2 separate regions of the Mus musculus genome follow, and region 1 is linked to region 2. Evidence: chromatin loops called from intact Hi-C (ENCODE). Cell type or tissue: left cerebral cortex. All regions are shown on one strand.

Evidence for each region. Peaks named below come from ENCODE experiments on the same cell type or tissue, not always from the same donor. Only the 100,000 strongest peaks of a DNase experiment are listed, where the experiment ranks them.
Region 1: a loop joins it to region 2, with 5 times the contacts of the local background. A loop is called at or near these places in 3 of 42 quality-filtered maps.

Annotation. Positions count from the first base shown.
Region 1 is chr10:123,260,375-123,268,374 of GRCm38, reverse strand. Tafa2 (TAFA chemokine like family member 2) reads right to left here and starts at 4,299. Exons shown (of 5, transcript NM_001252387.1): 1 at 2,834-4,299. In left cerebral cortex, a CTCF peak has its summit at 4,428 (motif pointing left); DNase peaks (open chromatin) are centred at 2,809, 3,440, 3,850, 4,313 and 5 more places; H3K4me3 peaks cover 4,277 bases; H3K27ac peaks cover 3,161 bases.
Region 2 is chr10:125,262,032-125,270,031 of GRCm38, reverse strand. The region is part of intron 3 of Slc16a7 (solute carrier family 16 (monocarboxylic acid transporters), member 7); the gene reads left to right. Among named protein-coding and RNA genes, the nearest start is that of Slc16a7, 43 kb to the left of the region's middle. In left cerebral cortex, a CTCF peak has its summit at 4,907 (motif pointing left); DNase peaks (open chromatin) are centred at 3,354, 4,320, 4,912, 5,207 and 2 more places.

The DNA.
Region 1 (8,000 bases), 2.0 Mb after region 2:
CCATCTGTTTGCAATGACTCCTCAACTCAAATGTGCTCAAACAGAACCGTTTTGTTGTTGTTGCTGTTGTTGTTGTTGTTGTTGTTGTTGTTGTTGTTGTTTAGGGCGGTGATAAGAAGGGCCTAGTGAGTGCTGGAGAGTCCCCATCCTGTGCAGGGTAATCCAGAAGATCCAGTTGGCACTGGATCAACCTTAAAATGTACTCTGTGCATTTCCATGTGAAAATGCCATTTAAGCGGGCTATCAAAACACTGTCTCACAGATAGTAGATCCAGGACTACTAAATCTTTCTGATGAGACATAACACAATTTCTCTAAAATGTTAGATCACCCCCAAAAGTTTCAGCACTTTATAAATTTTTAAGAGGGGTAAGTGGCTCTGTCTAAAAATAGACCTTTCTCTACAGCCGTGTCATCGAGTTCTATTACTTGGTGGCTAGTGAACACTATAATGCAGATAACGTAGTGCCTACGAACAGTGGATCCACGCCGACCCAAGCTGACAGCATCTTTTCTCTCCAGTTTGTCACTGTTAAAGTAACTAACGCTCCTCAGGTTCAGAATCACACGTGCGCACACTCACTCAGAGCCCTCACACTCCCCTCTGCCACAACTTATAGCATTATGTAGGCATTTGCTTTGACACAAAGGTTCCCTGAGTCCTCTAAAAGAAACACACACCAAATAGCACTGTATGTAAATGGAAAGGAAAACCTAGTCACCCACTGCTCCTAAAGGCAAGAAAAGAACCAAGACTTTGATCAGCCTTTTGAAAGCCATTTTGAATAAAACAGCACTAAAACTATGTTTGCCTCTTACAAGGCTCCCCGTGCCTGAGTGCTCTGTTGGCAGTAACAGGCTTCCTCAAAACCTTACACACGTAAACAATACAGTCCACTTGTTTGCACTGGAAATTGTGGGAATTAGAATAAAATAAGCTTCAGTGTGGTTACTGATGGCCTGTAAGTGGTTACTGGTGGCTTTTAAAAATAAAGACTCTTAAAAGGTCACAATCCAAATAGCGGCCTCGAGAGATCCAGAACAGCGTGGATCAGGAAAAGAGACAAACATGCCTGACCTGTTCCTGAAAATGCACGGTGTCGGGTGCCGGTTTTGAAACTGTAAAGGACTCACTAGTTTGGGCATCGATGCCTGAACATGGAAAGGGTAAATACGATATCCTTATGCTCTGATTCTTTAAAACATCAAATGTAGTTTTAATCTTCTTCGCCAGTAATCTCTATTACTTCACATGGAAACCTTAAATTAATTACTCAACTGTCTTAACTTACCTTGCCTAATAGAGCAGTTTAAAGGTGCTAATTGATAACCGTAGGAAGGAGGATGGCCAAAGCAATCTGACTGGGCAGACAGGAACCAGATAATTATTAGTCGGTCCACAGTCATTGAAATTCACCCAGTCCTGAGTAAGGCCCTGGGATACCGAGTGATTGGGGGGGTTGGGGGGGGGAGAGGTGCTCTTCATAGGGTGGGGGAAACTTAGGTTCTGAGACTGAGATGAGCTTTTGTTTCTTTGTTTTTAACCCCACGGAGGACTTTGATATTCAAGGGGAGATTTCACAGTCACAAAAGGAGGCCGGTTCATCCTCTCTCTTATTGGCAGGAGATGAACTCACTCAGCCCAGGGTGTGGAAGAGCTGGTCACTGTAGTAACTACACATTCAATTCCCAAGGCTTCAGGCAATTGTTTAACACTGGCCACGCAGTGGAATGTGGAGCAAGAGGAAAAGCTTGGTCTCCCTAGGGCTCTTAGAGAGCCTATGGAGTGGCCTCCAGAGGAGGCCGGATGGCTCAGCCCGCAGCTCCAGAGAAACAGAGCGACAGACCTCAAACTTTGCCTTTGCAGAAGCGCCTTCTGTAAATGTGGCATTGCTGACTAAGAGCCAAGAGTCATCCCTCCCCTGAAGAAAACACCTCCTGGGAGACACCTAGCCTCTTAGAAGGAGGAATGGACAGCAAAGCAGGTGGGCAGAAAAAGATCTGTGCTACTGGCAAGATGTGGAAGTCATCTACCCGGAAAGAAATGACAAGCCATTAGTCGTGGCCCCCACCCCCACACCCCGAACTGTGCTCTCCCCCACACCCCCCGCCAACGCTGTTTATTAAACGATACTTTAGGAAAGCTCCCTTGAAGTACCCTTTACAGAAAGCAGTTTCCTTCGGTAATACCGAGACTGTTCCCAGAGCTAAATAAACCTTTAAGCGGGTGAGGCCCCGGAACTTATGAATGTGATTCTTTGTGGAAATAGTTAGAGGTGGACGAGTCAATATTCTCCTGGAAACGCCCACCCTCTGCAGACAGGCCTGGGAATTAACTAGTCAGAAGTGGACAGAAAGTAGACATTCCAGATGCGAGAGCTTCCCGTGGACCATCACCCCTCACTGATTTCTCCCTTGACTGCGACCCCCCCCCCCAACTGCTTATGAAAAGTGTCAGATGCCCACCAGCCAGGACTGGTGAGGGATCCATTTGAACCCCATTTCGGTCCTCGCCTGGGTCTCTCGCCTTCTGAAATAAGATGGACCCTGCTCCCCAAGCCTCCTGCCATGGCTCTGTCCCCCTCCGGGCGTCCCTCTTCCCCGCCCCTATCCTCGCCGTCTGCCGGGAGGGGAGGGGGCAGGAGGATGCCGACTGCGGGACCACAGCTACCCTCATCTTGGCCTCCTGGGACGAGCCGGTTTCTGCCCCCGGGCCCAGTTGATAGTCAAGGGAAGAGACAGTACTGGTGAGGGCTGTGGAGGCGCGCAGACCTCGCGCGGCCACTGTGGTCCCCAAAGCCCGAAGGCCCCCGAAGGCGCGGCTCGCACCTACCTGCAGCCGGGCGTCCCGGGGGCGGCAGCACCTAGCGATGGTCCGGTAGCTTCCGCGGGCCGACGCCAGCCTCACCGCTCCTGCATCGCTTCCGAGATGCCGGTCCGCTGGCACCATCCAGGGGCATAGGGACCTCAAGTCCGCCGGTGTGTGTTCGCAGAGGGCGAGCGAGTGTGAGTGCTGCCTCCTCCGAAGGCTAAAGGGGGGCTCGGCAGCGTCTTCACCTACAAGCTGGGGTCCCCCTTCCCCGAAGCAAAAGGAAGGTGCAGCGCGCGAGGTCGGTCCCCGGGCTCTGCTCTTTATCCCACAGTGTCAAAGTAATCGGAAGGGTCGTCGACCGAGGGGGAGAGCCAAAGTCTCCGCAGCCCCCGGCGGCGCCCGCGGTCGCCCGCTGTCCCCGGCGATGCGCTGCGCGCGGTGGTGCGCTCGGCTCCCGCGACTGCGAGGATCCAGGCGGGCTCCAGCCACCGCCGCTCTTATTCCATCTCCGGTTTGTTTGCTTTGAGCGGCGAGCGAGGACTTTTCCTCTCGCCCCGCGTCGGCTCTCCCTTGCACACAAACGCGCGCGCTCACACGTTCCCCCTCTCCCGCCCTCCCCCGGGTTCTCTAGGGAAAGGCAATTGGACGCGGTGATTCACCTTCAGCAGAGCAGCCTCCGCCGCCGAGCACACTCCTCGAGTTCCCCGGCTCTCCCAGGTCTGCAGGCTCCCGGTGTGGAGCGGTTCTGAGCAGGCTCGCGGGCTGTGCGCTCGGCCGGCGTCCTCCCCGGGAGACGCCTGCGTTCCCGCAGCTCGCACTCGGGTCCCGCGGGTGCCCTCTCGGACACCTGGGCGCCGTCGAGTCGCGTCCACTTAGCAGCAACTCCCGGCCAGCTGCAGCCCCTCGATCGCGCCTCCAAGTGCAGCCGGTAGAGCTCCTCGCATCCCACCCGCCGCCACTCTCCGCATCGTGTGCTCCAAGGGAGGGAACCCCTCTGCTGTCCCCCCAAGTCACGAGCGCGCCGGCACCTTCACCACCTTGGAGGTGCGAGTTCCAGCAGCAGACACAAGCGAGCAGGTGTCGCCTGTGTCACTTCGCCAAAGGCGGGAGTGAGAAAGAACGGAACAAGGGGAGGGGCCCGAGGAAACAAATCCAGATCACCAGAAGAAAAAAAAAAAAAAAGCCAAAAAATAAAATAAAATAAAATAATTTTAAAAAGCAATCAAAGCTTCTCCCTCTCTGAGTCCCACCACAAGCTCTGTACTGTTAAAATACACTAAAGATAATGTTCGAAAGTCACCCCAACGGGCAGAGCCCTGCTAGTCCACCCTAGACCCCTGTTCCACTCAGCGGGCTGGCCGTTGGGAGCGACTGGCCCCACTGTACAAAGCACAGAGAAGGCAGGCAAAGATGGGTTCTGACACTCCAGGCTGAGTTAAGCAGTAAAATGGGACGGCTGGACCGGGAGGCTTTGACTCCCTCTGTCTCCCTCCCAATTCTGTCAGCAGTGGCTGCAGATGCTGAGAGCAAACCACCTTCCTGCAGAAAGAAAAAAAAAAAAAAAAAAGTATAAGACAGCAAACGTTGCAAATGCTGGACTATGTCTCCCTCTAGCGGTAAATCTGGATTAGAACGCTTTGCCGGCTGTCACGGAGACTCATAATTTTTCTTCCAAAAAAATAAACAAGAATTTTCTTACACTATCCGATTTAAGAGGATTTTGAATTTCTACAACTAACAAATTCTGACAGAGTCAAAGTTAAGGGGGTTTTAACACAATCCCATGATAGCATATTCATTGCTAAAGGAATATCCTAACTTTACAGAGATTTCAGAGACAGATCCTAGAAGGTCATGTCCTTAAGGTTTGGCCAAATTGGGTCCTGGTTTAAGCGGTGTACATAAGATCTTCCAAGAAAGGACTTCTTAGACTCAGCTCATTTTGATCGTGCTTATGAATGAGAAAACATTTAAGCTAGTGGTTAGGATAGTACGAAAAATGAGTAAGACTTAGACACAATGAGAGAAAATGTCGACTCTGGAACGCTTACTCAGGGATCTTGTCTGTAACTGACTCCTCTCTCGTTCCACTAGGTTAATTTTTCAAACTAGCTAAATTCTCCCCAGGTCTAAGTAGTTGTGTTTCCCCAGCCCTGAGTCATTGAAAGATTAGCATAATTCTTTCCACCATCTATAAACTACCACTTATTACCATAGTTACTAAGAACTAAGGAATATGTTTTAGCTGGTGATTTTATGGTAACATAATTTAGCCTTATTTTCTATCTAAAGGGTTTTATGTAGTTGATTTGGGAGGGCTATTTTAACAAAGCATTCCTGCAAATTTTATTAAAAAGATTTGTTACGTCAGACACAACTAAGCTAGGCACACCTGTAACTTTGCTGTTTAGAGTTTGTGAACATTGTCATTTAGTGGGAGGTGTGCCTTAGGCATTTGTGTGCTTTTAAATAGAAAATATGTATCAAGGTCATGATTAAACAGTTTTCTATTCATTTTGAATTTTTTATTTATTCTTTTCTAACTTGATCATTGTACTTAGTCTACTCTTTAAAAAAGGCAATAATTTACTTTTTCAATTGGGAGTAACTGAAGCAATTTCAAATAAAAATCCAAAACAAAATAATATAGGGTTTTGAATTTTAATCGATTGTATCTGGTAGGTTTGTGAGACTCCGGGGCATGGCAATCATTGTGCACAACATATCTTCAAATGACCTCTTTCAAAAGACCAGTGTCTCGTATGATTAAAGACTTTTATTTTATCACAATTACATGGTAACTCATTTCCTGGGGGAACAAGGTTTTTTGTTGTTGTTTTTTTTTTCTTTTTAAATAACCTGGCACTGTTTCATTGCAAATCTTACTGTAATTTTCTGTCTGTTGATCAGCCATAGATTTCAAGCAAGAATGACATTAAAACCTGTATTCTTCACTATAAGGAAAAAATCATTTCAACATAACTTCAAAACCCTGGCCTTCCCCCATCATCTTTCTCGTGTCTAATTCTTAAGGGTCTTTATGGTTTCATGAAAGCCTATCAATTTATCTTATTATTTCTGCTGCTAAAATGTGGGGCATTTAAATCTTATTTTTTACAATTTAATCCACTGTATTTGTACAAGCACATTAAAAAGTTAGTAAAGGGAATAACTGTGTGATTACAAAATAAAACGGACCTTCCCCATCCACAGATCCTCACCCAACACCTAATGATGCTGAAATTCCCTAATGCCTTTGTGTTCTCTGTTTAATCTCCAGGCAAATGAATCCAAATAACTCAGATGGAGGTGTGGAAATCAGGACTCTCGGGACTCTGAAACAAAATACTTTGCATTCCTTCCAAAACACACACACACACACACAAATCAAAATGATAAACACTCATCCGCCTTAGCAGAACCCTGGAGTTGATAACCTGCCATCTGGTTAACCTTTCTGCCTCCTCAAAACTCTACTACATTTTTTTAAATGAATATACATTTTTTAAAATACTTATTTAACTGGACTGCAAGTTCATCACAACTCAGTGCGTTCTGAGAACTTGCAACAAGCATTACTTTTGCAAACTTTCTTCTCTCTGCCTTGAAAACTATTCTACTGAGGTACACCTGGCTGCAGTTAGCTGTCCATACTACAGATTTGATAAGTCAAATCATGTGGTGTGTCTTTCCCCCCCCCGCCAGCGTCTCCCTCCACCCACCCCCACCCCCACCAGCATCGTTCTAACAGAATAATTACCCTGAGATCTCTCCCTGATACTGCAGCCACGGGTCGCACCTTCCTTATTTCTCCATAGTTAACACTAAACATTATTTGACATGCACCTCTTGTGTTATTTCTGAGTTGAGCATGAGGGAATCTTTCAGTTCTCATAAGTAAATATCTAGGAATAGAAAGGCTTGTCTTATGGTTGGGTGTATTTAAGAACAGACGTGGTTTGAGGTATTTTATACGGCACTACACATTCCCCTCAGCCGTAGTAGAGATTTTAGAGGCACTTTAAGTCTCTAGTAGAAGGTTTATAGGTTATCTCAACCCCTCATCTCAAATCCTCACAACATCCAATAAAACAGATGAGCTGAACCAATTTCGCCTGTGAATGAAATGAGCCGGTGGAGGGATTCAAACCAGGCCTGCCAAATCAGAAGCCAGCCGTCAACTTTGCTTTTTACGTTTTTTTATTCACAGTCTCTCAGCAGTGTCCCATCCCCCCAAACTTGAAAACGTTCCGTCTCCTGTGTTACAAGGACAGTGAAATTATCAGGACCCAGGATTCTGAAATGTCACTAACAAAACGTGTATAAGACTGCAGAGACGTTACTAAGAAGAAAGGGGTGGGAGGAGACGCAGCGCTGGTTCCCTGCGTTTGTTCGTCCAGGAATCATAATATTTAAGAGAATGAATACAATTCGGGTTCCCTGCGAACTCATAAAGAGAGCGGCACACGGTCCGTTCACCTCCACCTGCCTACCTTTTTTTGTTTCCATTGTCCCAAGCCATTCCCATCATCTCTAACTTTTATCCCAAGCCATTCCCATCGTCTCTGAGGAAGCCCCATGAGTACCAACCCCAGGCCTTGCACATCCCCAGCAAGTCCTTTATCTCTGAGCCACGTTCTCCATACTTATTTTTTCCATCGTATTCTAGCAAAATACGGTGCTAGCCAAGTTGCCCGGGATAAAGCCCCGGCAAGCTTTAGATAGGATGTTTCCCCATCCTCTCTAGTGTCCGTACTACTATGGACCACTACACTCAACTCAACTTCTGGGGGTTGAGAGAATTTTTCCACTGGCAGGGGTGAGGAGCAGTCTCAAGGCTAGCCTTGAACTCCCAGAGAGCCACATGCCCAGGCCTTCTCCGTGCTGGGATTAAAGGTATGCACCACCACATGCAATTTAACTGTAGACATACTTTTTAAACATTTATAGAATTGTTTCATGTAATCAGGTAGATAAAGGGAAGACAAACCTCACTCCATGTACTGCAAAGTGGTATACATACATGTTGGTAACTTTTAGTCTCCCTATAAGTCGCAGAGTCCCTAACACGCCTATCAGACACACAGGGACACAACTTCAAGACAAGAAGATGGGTTGCTTTGCTTGCAGCCCCTAAGGGGATAGGAACTCCACAGGAAGACCAGCAGAATCAACTAAGCTGGACCCT
Region 2 (8,000 bases):
TAAGTGGGTTCTAATAGTACAAACAGAGAGAGAGGGAAGAGGGGGGAGAGGAGAGAACAAGGAGAAGAAGAGAGAGGAAGAGAAGGAGGAGGAGAAGGAGGAGGAAGAAGAAGGAAGAGAAGGAAGGAAGGAAGAAGATGAAGAAAGAAAAGAGAGTCCTCTTTATCCTGTAATGTACTTAACATATTTTATGTCTGTGTTGTGAAATGTAATTTTTCCTGAATCTCCATGAGAAGTTTTTAAATTAATGAACCCAAAACAAGCACAAGAAGGCAAAGGACAGAGGACGGCCCTGCATGACCAAGAAGGCAAAGAACAGAGGACGGCCCTGCATGACCAAAACCTTACTTCTGATTCTGGACTGGGGAATCCTGTCTTAGATATTAAACTCTACCCTGAGTTTGATTCCTTTCTTTGTTCATTCATTAATTTTTCTGAAACCTTTGGATGCTTGCTTTTCTACCACTGTATCAGGGCCTTCAGAAGAGCTGAGGTAACATTTCTTATTGACCTTTATGGACAACTGATCGCCTCGCTCACTCTATTAAATCAATTTTGTGCCTGAACTAGATACAGTTAGCCTTTAGACTTAGCCACTCCAGGCTCTGTACCCTCCTCTTGCCAATACCAATTTTACAAATGGGGGTGTATTATTGTGTAAGAGTGAACATAAAAGGTGACTTTTACAATACCACAAAAACAAAAGGTTATTCATGTATGAACAAATATTCCGTAGTTGCCAACCCAAGAAAGACTCAACATGGGTTCTGACAGGTGTTCAGACATACTTAAATGGTAGACATGTTCCCTCAGTGTATTACTGTTTTTGTTTATCTGAATTCAAGTCTGACTTTCTGGATGTAGAGGTAATGAACAGAATATCAGAGGCTCAATTAGAGCCAGAAATATACCTAAACTTTCTTAAAGATACCTGGCATTGTAGACTTGCTAACTTATATCATTCACAAGTCCTCTTTTTTTTTGTAGCTAAACCTTATTCCCATATGTCAAGAATCCAATGGTGAAAACAGAATAATCCATGTTTCATGATGTTTATAATCTTAAAACGTTTTTCAAATCTTCAAATACTACCACAATTGCATACAATCCTGAATAGTCCTCTAGTTTCTTAAAATGCAACTGGAAACTTCCCTTTCTGTGTCAGCACCTATACAGTCCAATACAGTTGCCGTGTAACTAAATCATCTTCAAAAGAATTTAAAACATGAAACAGTAGATGAAGGCAAAATTGTTTTTCATAGCTCATGAATAGAATCCGCACACCCCCTTTGTGCTTTGTGATTCAGTATGGAAGCAGCGATGGTATAAATAGCACGCTACTACTGGTCTCCTAAGGAGTCAGTTTGATTTGAGGCATATTTAACTTGCACCTCAGAGCGCAGTTTTTATGTCAGGAGAAAATGTTTTGCTACTAGGAAACCTCAACCCTATTCTTATCGCGAGTCTGAGATGTTGTATCTCTTCTGAAGTTGGTGTATTTCATTGAATCATCTTAATGGGCTCTGGCTGCAGAACATCAATATCGCTCTGGAGACGGAAGGTGGTTCCGGTAATGCCTGATGCCTCAGCATCATTTGTAACACAAATGATGGGGAGCTTGCGGCTTAATGGCCACTAATTTATTTTGAATGCTTGATGTGATGCATTGCCTCCATCAGTAGTGAGCCGGTTCACTTCGGCTTGTGAGAAGTAAGAGTTCAGTTGGTGAAGAGTTTTATTCTTTCACATCAGATGGAAAAATATGCCCAGTGGGAGTAGCTTATACATTTACCAGTTCTGTACAATAGTTCTCATACTTCACACACAGTGCCTTGCCTTTTATCATGGGTAACCATGGCAGTATTCCTAAAAACAAAAACAAACAAACAAACAAACAGTCAACCTTTTCTGGTTTTGCTCTTATTTAAGCATGTAGTTCCCACTGGTTTGGGAAGAGTTGTTTGTTGTTTGGGGGTTTAAGTTTATTGGTTGTTTGGTTGTTTGGTTTTGCCTTTTTGAGACAGGGTTTCTCTGTGTAGCACTGGTTGTCCTCTAACTCTCAGATCCTCCAGCCTCTACCTCCTGGATGCTAGGATTAAAGGTTCGTGCCGCCACCACACCTTCCTGGAACAGGTTCTTAATTGATATCTGTCATGGTATTTTTCTCCAGAAAGGATGTATGTCACATTTTATACACTAGAGATTGTTATATGTCTCAGTACTTAACATTACATCAAATGGACAGTATTTTTCTTATTATTGCTTAATTGCATTGCCAAGGAAGATAAATTTAACGAGGTTATTGGAGTTCCCAGAAGTTATCTTTGCTGAGTGATGGACCTTTAAATGCAATCAATTCAGTCTGGAAAACCTCCTTCCTCTGGTAACATCATTAAATAATTTCACTTGAAACTGGCCTCTTTGGCATTTGATTAGTAAGAGTTTTGATGTGGTGCCCCTCTGTTGCTATGAGCTGTGTTGATGTCCGTTGCTATCGCTGTGATATAAAAAGGGCCTGGGATCTGAGTCAATGTGTGTGTGGAACAGACTTTCCTGGTTTTGTTTCCATGATGACTTGAGATCTTAAGACAGCCATACTCTAGACTGGTTCCTGTCACTCTTTGCATTATCCTTGATACAGAGTTCCTGCCCAGATGTTCCATCAGGGTCAGTGGATGCTTTCTAGGATCATTTGACGAATTTCTCCTTATATCAAAACAGCAGTGTGCCCTGGTTTCCCTCCAGCGTTTGCATGTCATGCCTTCTTTTCTATCTATCAGTGCACATAGTACAAAGAGCTATTGGATTACAGAGACTGGAATGGTTTGCCACTGCCCTGCGTGATAGTGGCCAAGATCTCCAAAATTCATCTTATTATTTGTGCATTCATATAAGAACTGGATGGGGAAAAGTTCCAAAGGCTGCAAGCATACGCAAAGAACGATAGGCAGCTAAGGAAAACTAGAAAGGAGAGTGGTGGCTCGCTGATTGTCTATGCAGTACCAACAAAGGTCAGTCAGTCCTGAAGATATACTTACAAGTAACAACATAGAGGAAAAAAATATATATATACAAATGCATAACGGTGAAGGAAAAAAGAAATCATGTATCTAAAGGAAGGCTGGGGTTGGGAGAGAAAATAAGAATAGAGCAATAAAATTGTATTATAATCTCAAAACAATAAAACAGACTAAGACTTTTTAACAAAGGATAATATCATGTCACATTCTTGCAGAGCCCCTAGGCTGTTCGTATATCTTCTTCCAGAGATACTGGATTTATGCTATGTGTCCACATCAACACAAGAACAGCAGCTGTCTGATCTAAGCTATTTTTGCACACCACACTAAGAAAAGCCCAGTTCCCAAAGGCACACTCAGAAAGACTACATATTGTAAGTATCCACTGGAGCTATTCAAAGAATTCAGGTGACCAGGGAAGTCACCCTGGGGTGTGAAGCCCCACAGGGTGGGTGCTTCTCAGTCTTACTGTGGTTTGGTTTGGCAGGGACATCTTGAAGTTTTCTCATGCACGTTGAAATAGTTCCTGATAATATGTAGTGCCTTCGCCAAGCAAACAGTCTGGCAATAGTCGTTTACTATAATGAGACAGACAGGCAGAAATGATAGTGGAAGTTTCAGGTTTTTTTTTTTTTTTTAAAGGGGAGAAAGAATGTTTTTGCTTGCGAATCATAGAGGATACCTAAGCAGCCAGGAGACAAGGGCGCTCATGGAAACAGTAGATTATAAAACTTGATTACTGGCTTTTATTGTAGCCAAGACTTTAAGAGATTAAGTATTAACATCAGAGGGCAAAACTAGTTCAGATAGTAAATGGAGCCTCGTGGCACCGGCAAGAAAACAAAGCAGGCATTCAAATGGGACTGTTATCGCCCTTGTAAAGGGACAGGGACGTGAGCCAACAGGAGGAAGCCCTGCCTGCCCTTTGAAAGCAAACGTGGAATTTCGTGATCTCTCAAGCATTACTGCCGTCTCCGCTGCTGTAATGATTCCAGTGAAAGACAGCTGACTCGTGTAACCCTGTGTCTCAAAGGCAGATGAAGATGGTACCAGTCAAATACCCATCTTATTTCTAATTAACACAACAGTGGATCATGTGAATCTTAAAAAAAAAAAAATCATTTCCTCATTAACAGTTACCTTCCCCACCTCTTCACGGGACCTTTCGGGACTTTAAAGGTAGATGGCTTGCTCGTTCCTCACATGGTTCTTACTGGAGGTTTTAAAATCTATTTACCAACTCCAAACCCTGGCATGGGCCAAGCCTCTGTTCTTGGTCTTAAACTACACATGGTTCTGGCAGTCAGCCCACTCTTTGTGGGATTCCAGCCTGTTCTGTGGCTCTCGTTCCGACTTTATCTTATTGAGGACAGCCGGTAGTCTTAGTGCCACACACCGTAGCCTTGTCTTGGAAGGAAGGAAGGTGCCGACGACTGGCCAGAGGCAAAAGGCCATTGCACACTGAGCTTAAGCTCTTAGAGTCGTGAGCTTCCCGTGCGAAAGAATCCGTTGAGGAGCTTGAAAGCTGTTTCGTGACATCTGTGTCTAGGGCAGCTCCAAAGCTTCTCCTGTCCAGGGTGGAAGGCATTGGGAACACCTTGAAAATCTTTGGTGTTTGCAAGCGTGCTGTGAGGAAGCAAACACTTCTCAGAGCTAGGCTGGACCTTCTCCTTCTTAGCACTTGACTCTAGGCGAGTCTTAGGAATAATAGCCTTACAATGATGTCTTATAAGTGTTTATTAAAAATCAGGTCAGAGGGGACAGAATGGAGGGCTCAGTAGTTTAAGAGCAAGGGATGCTCTTCCAGAGGACCTGGCTCCCACAAGCCAGCTCACACTCAGTTACACACTCAGTTACAGGGAAGCAGTGCCCTCTTCTGGCTTCCACCGGCAACAGACATGCATGCACGTTGATGCATAGACCTACAGGTCAAACACATACACATAAAGGAATGAACTAAATGCACATTTTAATCTGGCAGAAGCAGCTCTGGTTACAGGGTGAGATGCTCCATTTCTGCAGATAGGAGAGCAGGGTAGGCTTCCCATAGGGTCACACGCTAATGCAGCTCCAGCTTTGGGTTCCTAGCATCCACACTCAGCCTTAGAGCTCTTGCACGAAGCAAAAAGGCATTGACTTGAACCCTCGGGGGCTCCTGAGGCCAGTCAGGACCTGCGAGTGATAACTCCACGCTATTGATTTGTCAGTTTACAGTTAATTTTGGGATGCGGAGGAAAGAAGAGCCACAGTGTTCAGATTGCTGCCGGCCAAATTGCTGCTTCATGAGCCAAATGCCCACATATAGAGAGGAAGCGAGAAACCGCTGTGGAAATGAAAGGATCAACAGAGATTTGTCACAAAGAAATTGGAATTAAGTCATGGAAAACATGCTGAAGATATTTGATGAGACGCTAGGGAGATATTTAAAATAATCAAGCAGTTACCGAATTTATCACGATCTTAGAAAATGTAGAAGAATAGGAGGAGGGAAAGGAAAAGAGAGCAAATGTTGATGTTGAAAGACATCAGTATTGTTTTCCAGTATGAGAGTCTCGGGAGATCTTTTGGGCTGTAGTAAATGTAAGAATGAAGAGTTCTCATGCTGTGCCTTCAGCAGTCTCCTTTTCCAAGATAAGTACAGTTTCCTTTCGCATCCCCTTTCTTTCGGAATGTCTTCATATCAGTGTAAATTGTAGGACATGGATTACCCCCCTAATTTCCCAGATTGAGGTTGGTTTGGTGAGTGACAGGACGTGGATGTTTCGGAAGAGATATCTTCCCGTAAGAGAAGCCGTGGTAGCTGTACGCAGTGCAAATAGGTGGATGACTCGGTGCACAGACATTGCCGGATGAAGGAGCCACTCCTGGCTGAAGAAGGAGTGCTACCTAGGATTCCAGAGGAGTAATCCCCGTGTCACTACTTATTTAAGATGCCCACAATGTTTATTTACTAGTAACTAGCCACATTGAAGTAGTAAGAGAAAACTGGGGTGCTCAAACTGAAAGAAGAAAGGTTTTTTTTTAATAATTATGGAAGAAACAGAGCAAAAGCATAATTACACATTATTTACCTAAGAAGTGAAGTAGAGTTTTCCTCCACTGGTGTTTCATACACTTCAGAAAATATTATATCAGTATACCCTATCGTTTGTCATTAATGCTTTTTTATGCATTGTTATACCTTGCTCTTTATTATATAATTTCATTATTTACAACAACTCTTAAATTTAAAAATTTTGATCATACTATTTCCTTCCCCAAGTTGTCCCAGATCCTCTCCCATGTCCTACACACCACACTTTTAAGTTCTTTATCAGAAAATGAGGGTACAATAACAACACCCCCCAAAACAAGGAAACAAAGTAAAATCACCCACACCCTCAAAAAAAAAAAAAAAAAACCTTGCAACTGAGTAAATGTGCGTGCAAAAAAGAGTAAGGAGAGACCGGGAAGCTTCACCCATCCTGCATCTTTAACACCTAAGTGTGTGGATAAAGCGTCAGAGGGAGCAAGTATTTCTGAGATGTGTTAATATACAGAGCTCACAAGGATCGTAGATCATAAACACGCATGGAAGTCAGAGGTGTGTGACAAAACGGCCTGTGTCTCATTTTTAACATATTTCACATATTTAACATATTTCCAAAGCTGGTCTTCAACTAGGCTCGTCACCAAAGAAAGCCAGGGTCATCATTATGCTTTTCAGAGATCACTTTAGTGATCAATTTATGTCCAGTGAAAGAAGGGATATAGAACAAGCAAGGAAAGGCCAACAAGCGTGAAAAGAGACACTTGTCTGAGTGGCGTTTAGGACCCAGATTTGATGTATCTGCTACATCTGGGACAAAATGTGTGGAACATGAAAACTGACTGAGGATGATGTCCAGTTTGGGGCCTGGCTGAAAGCACGGTAATGTCACCCAAGGAAGCAGGTGTATAGGAGGAGCCCGTGTTATTCCAGGAGCTAGATTGAAACTGAATTTGTATCTCCAAATACTTTGATGTCCTCCCTGATGTACAAAGCTGAGGATGTGAGAAAGGGGTTGTTCTGCACTTCATGGGTGCTCTAACACGGCGACTAAAGAGAACTCAGAGGGAGAGATGAAGACGCTTCGCCTCTAACAGAGTCTTCATCTAGCACATCCTGAGTGGTGCCCCAGTTAGCTGGGTGTGGTGACTCATGTCTGTAACCCCAGCATTCGAGAGGCTGAGAGACTAGGACTGACTTGAGTTCTAGACTAGCCTGGGTTACACAGTAAGTTCCAGGCTAGCCTGAAAATTAGAGAGCAATCAAAAGTGGGCAAGTTCTCTCCACGTTGGCATTCCACGCTAGTTCTCTCTGCTTCTAAACCTACCAGAAAAATATTACATTTCTCCTTCAAAGAATATTGACAAGGTACATACATAGCAGATAATTAGATTTCTTATGAAAGAGTAGGTCCTTGCAGTCTCACTTTTCCCCCAAGGCTGGAAAACAGTATTGAGCATAATCACTCTTTAAAATAAGTAATAGTTTGCTACCAAGAAGTACAGAGACGAATATACGAATGTATTCACGTGATGTTGTAACGATACGAAGGAAAGGCTCTAAAATGCTTGCTGTTTAAATAGAAAACACGCCAACGTCCCGCTGCATTGTAATAAAAATTAATGAACAAATTGGTAATCAAAAGCCTGTTGAAATATAATGAATTAGAGTTTAATGAAATAATTAAAGGTATACTAGAAAGAGTTTTGAATCTGTGATCTTACCCCATTCTTGTTGGCTAAATGGAAGAGAAAAATCTAAAATGAGAAGAGAGTAGAACTTAGACACCCGAAGAAGGGGAACACAGTGCTTGGCCTATTTAAGTCACAATGTGAGAATCTTGAAATGTTTGAGTAAATAAGCTTACTGGTTACTTATACATGTGCCCCACTATTTGTAGCCAACCCTATACAATTTAATTGGCTTTGGTGACGCTCTTAGTATTCAATTTT